Regions from separate parts of the Homo sapiens genome. Here region 1 is linked to region 2. Evidence: chromatin loops called from intact Hi-C (ENCODE). Cell type or tissue: endothelial cell of umbilical vein. All regions are shown on one strand.

Region 1 (5,000 bases), 110 kb after region 2:
CAAGACCACTTTATCTGAAAACTAATTTTGAAAACTTAAGAAAAATACACTTAGGGCTTATCCTCTGTAATCCTGTTTGCTGTGCCCTTTACATTTCCTATTTTAGCACTTGTCACATTGCTTAAGTATCTGTATGTGTTATTCATCTAGCTCTTTGAGGGGAGGATCTCTATAACGTTAACCAGTGTATCAACAGTGTCTAGCTTAGTGCCTAGAATATAGAAATATCTGTGGAATAACAATCTACTTAGAGTCCTCTCAATTCAAATTTGCTTTTATGCCTATAGGCTTCTATAAGGCTATTCTAGTTAATAAGTGTATCTTCTTCCTAACTCACAGTTCTCAAATATTATTTCCTCTATAAAATTTTCTCAGATAACTACCAACACTCTCACCACCTCCTATCCTAAGTGTCTATCCATGGTACTTTCATAATCCTTTGAGCTCAATTCTGTGTTAGCCTTTGCCTTCTTATGTCGTTATTCATCAGTAATTCACCATCTACTAGATTGCAAATTCCTTGAGGGCTGAGACTGGAGCTAATTCCCAGCCACATTCCTATTACTCAGCACAAAGCTGGCAATAGTACATTAACAACAAAAATGTGGGTCTCCAAATCCTCAGGATCTAGCAGCTTACTACAGAAATAGTAAAAAGTAAATACATACATCCATATATACTCCTGAGTGAATGAAAACCATCAACTAATCAATCTCAAGTGACCATGTGGTCATCTACCTAAATAAATTAAATATTTCTTTTTCTCAACAACCATAATGAGTTTTACAATAGAATCTAAGGCTCCAAAAACTAGCTTTAACAAATGTATGAGAATTGAAATTTTGGTTATGTAATATATCTCCAGGTTAGTAAATAGCCTATAAAGGTTTTCTGTGATCTTGCAGGATTTACAAATTGTAGTGTATTAATGTTTAATTGTGAATTTCTACTACTTTAATAAATACATTTTCAGTCCAGCACAAATATGAAACATATGCTTAAATAATTTCAAATATACATGGAACATTATTCTACACTTCTGGACATTTAAAAACATATAAACAAAACCAAAACACACTGTAGACCTCAATTTACCAGAAATTTGAATTCTAGAAGTTGTCTACATGTTTGTTTTTTGAAAACATTTGCTCAAAGAAACAAGGTTAGAAATGGTGGCTAGGTTCCCACAGGATCCTACAAAAGCCTATTTATTGTATGATGTGGTTGCAATACTAAATATTTATTGTGAAGAAAAAAAAATCCCAAACCAAAAAACTGTTGCAGGGAAATTAATTGAACAAAACAAGGTCAATAAAATTAAATATTGTTTTATTCATCTCAAATACAAATGTCTCTGGGAAAGAATACAGGTTTAATTAAAGGACTGACAGACTGTATGGAAACTACTACAGAGATTGTAAAATGGACTTGTGAGAACTTAGGAGTTTTCTGAGGTTAATAGCATGCTTACCTTTACATCTAATTTATCTCCAAACATCATGAGCTAAAACATATTAGTCTTGCCTGCTGGGTCACAAATATAATAATAAAAGGAAAAAAAGGCTATAAAAACAAATAAACAAAAGTTTCCTGAAGTATCTGGACATGAGTTTGAAGGAGAAAACAGAAAAATGCACTAGAGAATATACACTGTGCTGGGAAGATCACCTGGGTTTGAATCAGCTGAACTACAGCAGTAACAGAAGACTTTAAATATGAAAAGTCTGGGATAAACATAATCTGCTTTATGGTTAGAATGGTGATAATGGAGCAGAGATATTGGATCTACATCTTCTCTTCTCAATGAAGTGCTAGAATCAGTCCAGCACAGTTTAGTTGCTATTAAGAAGGCAGGTATAAAATATAGGAGAGTGGGACAAGTGAGTAAAGGGAATAAAAATATGCTTGTGTAAAGGGAATAAAAATAAAAAAAAAAAAAGCCTATGTTTTTTAAATACAGACCTCAGTCCACACTTTGATACACTGTTTCATAGAACCATTAACTTCAGGATGCCACAGAAAATCCTAAAAGAGAAATGTTAGAAGTAAAGAAAAAGTTGAAGAAACTCTTAATTCCACCATTCAAAATAAACATTAACATTCTCTTACAGAGTACTTAAAAGTAAAACACTACCTTGTCCAAGACATCTTCAATTCCTATCTTAATTTGGCAAGAGTCTTACAATAGTTCTCCTTGAATCCACTTTTGTCTTCCTCTAACCTACTGTCCACATTTTAGCCAGAGCAATCTTTTAAAAACTTAAATCTGATCTTGCTATGCCCCTGCTTAAGTATTCAGAGACTTTCTACTGCCCTCAGAATAAAATCTAAAATCCTGTAAGTTGTTAACAAGGTGCAGAATCTCCACCTGTCCCTTCTGCCTTTACTCCTGCCACTTGTACCCTTGCTCTCCCTTTTGGTCCTCAGTCGGCTCTTGGAATGCTCTATGTTCTCCTTTTTCTCTAGGACTTTGCACATACTATTCCTTCTGTCCATAATGCTCACAAAACTCTTCCACTGAGCCTGCCTAATTCTTACTTATTTTTGAAGCCTCAGTTAAAATATCACTTCTGCATGGAGGAAAATGACTTTCAATTCCTTGCTCTGCACATTCCCATTGCCCCTCTTTTTCTTTTCTGCCATCCTTGTCCCACTTGTATTTGCATGCAGAGAACTATAAAGACCTGCAATCTTCATTAGGTCAAGGCCATTTTTGTCTTGATCCTCACTGAATTCTCACTGATTGGGAATTCAGAAAATTCACATATATTCTTTTATGGACATTAACCCGGAACACATACTGGTTTCAAATTCATGTGCAAGATTATTCTTTCCAAATAAAATTTTGAGACCATTACATAAAATAACTCACACAAACTTTTATTCCACTATCCTAATATTCTTATCTACTCTCAAGAATACATTGAAATATACTTAGTATGTTCAATTAACCAATGAATATAGTTTCAACATTGTAACATCTAGCTTACTATTACATGAACTTACCACTTTAACTGATGCAGTCTTGTCTTCAAAAGGAATGTTTTCATGCTGCCATAAAAGGAGACAGAGAAATATTAATGTATAGATTAAATTTATATAAAAAATGCCCCATTTAGCTGCTTTGATTTATTTTTATGCATATTTTTGTTGATATATTTTTATGCACCAAATCTCAATTATCTATACATTCAACCCGAAAGGGAAAAAACCGACATAGAACACAACAAAGTGACACTAGTTAAATTGTCTACATGTGATTTTCAACATCTAAGATATAGTTCAAAAATAAAATTTCAACAGCAAACAAGGAGATACATAAACATGTCTGTATAAATTACCTTTTTGCCAAGATTGCCAGGATTCCAATTTAGTTCCAGTATTACTATTTTTTGTTTGATTTGATTTTGTTTGTTATTCTGAGACAGAGTCTCACTCTGTTGCCTGGGCTGTAGTACAAGGAGCAATCTCGGTTCATTGCAACCTCCGCCTCCCGGGCTCAAGCAATCCTCCCACCTCAGCCTCCCAAGTGGCTAGGACCACAGGTGCACGCCACCATGCCTGGCTAATTTTTTAAAAAAATTTTTTGTAGCGACGGGGTTTTGTCACGTTGCCCAGCTGGTCTCGAACTCCTGGGCTCAAGTGATCCACTCACCTCAGCCTCCCAAAGTGCTGGGATTACAAGGCATGTGCCACCGTGCCCAGCACTTGTATTACTATTCATCTCAGAAATGGACTGCTTCCCTTCATTTTCTGAGGCCCTTTCAGTTAGGCAGAGCCACATGGCTAGTTCTGGCTAATGCGACGTGGATATATGTGACATACGCCACTTCCAGGCTGAATTTCCCAAGGCAATTCTCTAGTCTCTAACTTAACTGATGCACAGACTAAGGAAGCTCAATGTTCCAAGGTACTCTAGAAGGTAGTAAAAATTCCAATAGTAGGAACTGCTGAATGACTGTGTGGAGCAAAGCCTGTTGCCAGCCCACCTAGGACATGCAACGCTAAGCAAGAACTTCTGTTTTGTTAAGACGTTAGAGTAGTTTGTTGCTGTAGCAACATCTAGTCCATTCTCACCAGTGTACTAGTATAGGCCCTGAGTGACAGGAATGGATGAACATGACTCTAGGTTGCTATAGGTTTCACTTTGAAAACAGTATATAAATAGCCCATTTGCAGAAAAAATTGAAATGTGAACACTACAACTTCTTGTAACCAAATGTTCTACATAAAGAATGGCATTCCTTTCAGAAATAGAAATCGTAGGTGGGAAAGGGGTAAAGGTGGTCAGTAAGAAGCTAATTCTGTTGCTAAAATCAAAGCTGAAATGTTTTCATTAATTCAAACAGACAAATAGTATTTATACTGTAATCTCCATGAAACAAAATTTGTTCTATCAACAGGTTAACTTTTTAGATTCTTGTTGGTGCTTCTAAAACATCACTTTCCAAAAGGAGTCTCGAGACTATTAGTTCAGTGAAACTTTAAGTTTCTTTGGTGAAATAAATCTGGGATATACTGGGTCAAACAAAATCACACAGGTGTTTTCCTCCTTCTACCACATCCTCAACCTTTTAAAAATTTGTCCTCAGAAAAATAATGTCATGAACTTTCTTTGTCTTACTTTGCATACAGTAATTAATGCAACTCGATCTCTTTCTTCTTTTTCCTTTTTTAATATAATGTTTGATATATACAAATAAGTCACATATATGAAAATCACAAAGCACAGTAGAACTAAATCAACACTCATGAATCCATGATACAAATCAGAGCACTGCCAACACACTGAACCACCTATGTGGTCCTTTCCCTATCTTAAGTCCCTGCTTCACCCAAAGTAAACCACTCTCCTAAATTGTGTGTTTATACTTTGTTTTAAAAACTTTCTTTAGTTTTTGTCACATAAATATGCATCTTTAAATGATATATTGTTTAATGTTGTTGGCTTTCTCTCCAACTTTCAATTTTAAAAATTTTCAATCTTATAGCAAAGCTGA
Region 2 (5,000 bases):
ATACTTACTGTTAAGGCAATACTTAAACTAAGTTCAAATTACTTGAACAACTAATTTCCTAGCTGTGAAATATATACTATCATATTTAAATAATTTGAACTTAGTTAAAACACCTTTGCGATGCTTCCCAATGAACAGCTTCCATCTTCAAACTCTTCATGTGAGAAACAAATTGATAAAATTGAAATGCTTTTAGAAATAGACTTTAATTGCTTATTAATAAGTTACTTATTAATTATATTGTGTTATAGTATCTTAGGCTGATTTAGCTATAACTAAGGGCAACATATCATTTAATCCATAGATCTCTTCGTTTAAATTGTGCAGTGTATTTCCCACATATCGAATATGTAAGTGTTTTATACAATGCATTCAATCCATTTTTTATTTGACAGTTCACAGTTATGTAATATATGGGTTGAATTAAGACTTTCAATTGTACACCTATTTATTTGTGAATGTATTTTATAACAGAGTTTCTGCTGCCATCACCTTAAGTAATGGCTCTCTCTCAAGTATAGTAAGATCATCTATTCAGAAGTGTACTGCGTCAACTAAGAACTAGGAAATACGCCACAAAAGAGTCTTTCGGCAGCCAAAATAGATGCTGCGAATGCAGGCTCCTGTCTTTTACATCTAGCAGAGCCCTATGTGTGTTAAACAGCACGCATTTGTTTTTACTTCAATGTGCAACCCTGCCTCATTTGGTAGTCTGGTTTCTAAACCTGCAGCCGATTAATAACAGCAAATTAGAGGGGATAGAGAAGCTGCTATGGGAAACATACTGATAGCAATGAGAAATGACAGCTGACAACTTGTCTACAAAAGAGAAAACAAAATCTGTAAAACACACAACCTTAAAAAGCATTAGCAGACTGGGACCCACAGTGTGATCGGTAAATGACAAGGCAACCAAACAGTCCATACGGGTATCACCGTATAATAGAGCAGAGTGCAACAATTGATGTACAAAATGATGATCTTATACCATCATGAAAAAGAATCAACTGCAGAGTACTTCAGAAACATCAGCTCTGTGGAACAATTCATTTCATGTGGTTCTGGTAAACTGAGATTTTATTAGATCCTTGTAAACCTTAAAAATTAGAAAATGATGATATAAATGGACATTTTAAAGTGATTAGTTTATTAATAAAGCATCTATAAGAGAGACCTAAACATACTGGGTACCTAATCAAAGTCACCCGGACATAAATATTGACAATACTTTATGACTTTCTTCTCAAAGATTTCAGAAGACAGATGGCTTTAAGATTTAAAACTAGCTCAAACTTGCAGGGTCTTATACTCAGTTGTTATTTTATCTTTATAGCCATGTAATTGTTCTTGGTGATGCAGAAAAAGAACTGGCAAGTGTTCTCTGGACATTTTTGTAGTGAAGGGGCTGTGTGTGTGCCTGTGCTTATGCACATGCCATTAAGAATAATCATTGTGAGAATTGTGAAGTTATATGCTGTGGATTCATTGGCAGCGTACCACCATAGTACTTTCAAAATTTAATGTTTACTAAATACATTCAAACTTGCTTTGAAGGTAATTGTAATAAGCACACGTGCACACCCATATATTTTCATTATGGAGAGAGAGTTTCCACTGGACTATTAGTAAAGGAAAACAAGACATTGTTTAGCTAGCATGAGCTCCCTTTTTTTTTGCTACTGCTTTCGTGGTCTGTTATTTGATTCTGGGCTCTATGCTGTCACATAATATAGAGTTGTTGAAATGGCTGCAGATTCTATACCCTGTGAATGAAACATACAGATAACAGTTTTGTGAACAAGGTTTTGGTAACATGGTGATGAGATAAATTGGATCTATGTTTAGGGAGAGCGAGATAATGATCCCAGCTACTTGCTTACATAACCCTTTGGCTCTCTCTACTCAGATATGTAATTATTACTTAAAAAATTCTGTTCCTTATGACTACCTGTCTTCAGAAGTTTTTAATCTTTGTAAATCTAGCTATGCTTGCTATTTGGAGATGATATTTTTGACCTCTTGCGGGTTGGACTTTTGGTCTCATTGTTTTTCCCATTAATAGTGATAGAATTGCATGGATTTAACCACCCATAGTTTTCCAGTTTCATTTATATCTAGTGGCGTATGTTTGCAGAGGTAATGGATTTGCAGCCGTAGAAGATTGCAAAACCATGCGATACACAGAGAGGCCAGACCCTGTTACCTTGGCTTGATTAGCATGGCACTGTACACATGTATATTTCAGAGATTATTAGATCTTAGTGTTGTGGATTCTTAGAGTGTTTAAATTTGATTTTCAAGACTTGCTCTTAAGGAAAACAACATGCTTTAAGCTTATGGTTTGTGAGTGCTGCCTGGGCATATGTGACTGCAACATGTGTTAACTGTTAGTAATAGCCTCTGTAGGTGTTGGAGTGGACCCCATCAGCTTTATTTATATAGCTCACGTTTAGAACAAGAACCTATAGCTTCGAATTCTCTGTGTCATTTGTTGTTTTTGAAAGGAAGCATAGGTGTAAATACTGCCTAAATTGCCTCCGTTGCAGAGCTATTTGTTTTGCAAGTAACAAATGCGAAAGGGAAAGGCAAAGGGCACTCCTCTAAAATGTTGTGTGGGTGCCTGTAATTTAAACTGATGCTACAGAAAGGAAGTATTATTTTTACAAACAAAACATAGTGGCTTAGTCATTTTCCATTTCTAGATGATGAATGTGTCATACATCTGTATCATGTTTTTCTCAAAGTGAATGGCATACTATACTTAAAGTGAAGCAGCCTTTACTGTGGAGTTGCCAAGGTAACTGACCAGCAAGTATGCAGTTCAGCAGATTGCTGAAAGGCAATTGAGTACACATGAATAAAGAAATGTGCTTGTCATCTTCAAACCCAGGAGGGCCATGGTAGATTGTGTCTTGGCTCTGTAGAACGCAGAAATGTTTTTTATAAAAGCAGAAACTGAGATGTTCTATGCAAGTTCTTGAAGTGAGATGATATGGAGTGGCAGGTACCCTTTCTTTAATGGTTCCACTTCAGGACCTGTGGAGGGCAATGTAGAAAATGGAATCATTTCAGTATTATTTAATATGAACAACCTTTCATTTTGCTTTGTTAGCTAGCTTTTACCACCTTATAGCAGCAAATACTAAGGGAGACTATTAGTTTATAATGTCAATGAAGGATGATAATCTACAGAATGCTATCCCTCTAAGTATTATATATATTTAGTTCACTAATAGGAAACTTGTGTTTACCTCTGCCGTACTTTGTATTAGAATGTACTCATCCATTCCATAGGCATTGATACAATTATTCAAATATACCAGACTCTCTTCTAGCTGCCGAGAAAATAGCAAGGTAAATAAAACTTAGTGCTGTACTTCAAGGTATTTTTAATCTCTAGAAAGAATGAATTAGATAATTAGATAAACTACAAAGAGATTCCTTTAGATTATTTGTAATGTTCTCTGCTTTGGATGTAGGGTTGTGATCCTGAATTTAAATACTTTGATATACAGAGTGAAATGACTTTTTAGCAGGAGTTCAAAACTCCCTATTTTAACTCTTCTTTTCTTCCCAGTTTTGCCTCCCCCTACCTTAAATTTACCCCAGGATCCAGCATTACTGACTTAATTCCCTTCCCCGAAAGGCCCCCACAGTATCCAGTATTGTATCTTGCACATATGTTCACTGTGAAATGCTGAAATTCCACATCTCTGAGTTTCAGAATCCTACTACTGTAGTATTTTAAGAGCCATATTGAATTCCACTTCTTCCATAAATCTTTTCTGAATCTGTCCAACCTTAATTGCTCCTCCCATATTTCCAGGTGTTGCCAAAGCAGTTTTACCTCTGGGATAATACCTAGTTAGGTGGATGTTGGTCTCCCATACCAGATGGTGAACTCCTGGAAAGCAGTGGCAGGGTCTCTTTCATCTTCATATTCCCCATAGCACCTCACATTCAGGGTACATTGTGGTATCAAACTGGTAAAAAAAAAAAAGTATAAAATTCTCATCTTTACTATTTTTCTGTGATTCATTCATTCTTGTTTCGCGGAATGGGATTATTCCTGCTGGTAAGTACATTGTTCTTGAGTAGAAGTTGGGTACTGTAAATGCCACAGGGGAAGATCACTTATGAATACTAGTACAAAACAAATCAGGAAAGAATAGATCTCTCTGCATACCTAGTTTAAACATAACTTGTAGCTTCCTTCCCTCTGTTACACAGCCTTTGAAGTTATGTTTTTAGTAGTAAATCTGTAGATACGTGAAGCTACAAGTCAAATATTTTAGCTCAGTTCCCCCTTTTCTGGCAGCCATCCACCGAACTGCAGGGACAAGTTTTCACAGATAAAGAAACATTTTGTGGGAGTTTTTATTTTTGTGCTGAAAAATGTAGTTCAGTGATCTTGCTATCCAAGGCTTTTAGTAAGTTGTGAGCTTGGAGTGAGCAGCCTTGTGGTTCATAAGGTTAATTACCATATTTACAAATCCATTAATGACTTAAAAGAAAGAACTGGCCTGATAGGGTTTATCTCTCTAAAAATTGCAGCCACTAGCCAATCAGGAATATAGAAACCCAAAAGAGATCGTAGAAGTGACAAGAGTAACGGCAATAATGTGTTAGTGGAGAAGATGCTATCAGAGCAAAAACAATAAGTGGAAACTAATCAAAACAATTGGTCATTTTAATGTACTCATATCATATGTCTTAAGTAACTGGTAAATCATGAAATTTGCTTATTTCACTTAAATTATTTTGCCTGAATTTTATTATGTAATTGTTATTGCTTATTTAGGATGCAGCATAATATAATAGATTATATTGTTTGAATTATTAAATATCAAGATCAGAGAAAATTGAATAAATCATTTCTACAAGAGATGCGAGGAATGAATACCCAGAAAAAGTATCCAATGCATTTTTATAAGTATACGTAAAAACCGCATTACATGTATTGATAGTGTTATATAGTCTGACATGCTTTGTCTAGAAAA

The links. A loop is a pair of places that touch in the nucleus more often than their neighbours do. Peaks named below come from ENCODE experiments on the same cell type or tissue, not always from the same donor. Only the 100,000 strongest peaks of a DNase experiment are listed, where the experiment ranks them.
Region 1: a loop joins it to region 2, with 1.9 times the contacts of the local background. A loop is called at or near these places in 4 of 110 quality-filtered maps.

The regions. Positions count from the first base shown.
Region 1 is chr7:94,525,213-94,530,212 of GRCh38, reverse strand. CASD1 (CAS1 domain sialic acid O acetyltransferase 1) reads right to left here. Exons shown (of 18, transcript NM_022900.5): 4 at 3,007-3,051; 5 at 1,963-2,025. All of the region lies in intron 2 of LOC105375404 (a long non-coding RNA gene), which reads left to right. Among named protein-coding and RNA genes, the nearest start is that of CASD1, 18 kb to the right of the region's middle. In endothelial cell of umbilical vein, no CTCF peak of the experiment used is centred here; no DNase peak of the experiment used is centred here.
Region 2 is chr7:94,630,299-94,635,298 of GRCh38, reverse strand. The region is part of intron 1 of SGCE (sarcoglycan epsilon); the gene reads left to right. It also overlaps a transcript of CASD1 not described here. Among named protein-coding and RNA genes, the nearest start is that of SGCE, 23 kb to the left of the region's middle. In endothelial cell of umbilical vein, no CTCF peak of the experiment used is centred here; a DNase peak (open chromatin) is centred at 2,698; H3K27ac peaks cover 927 bases.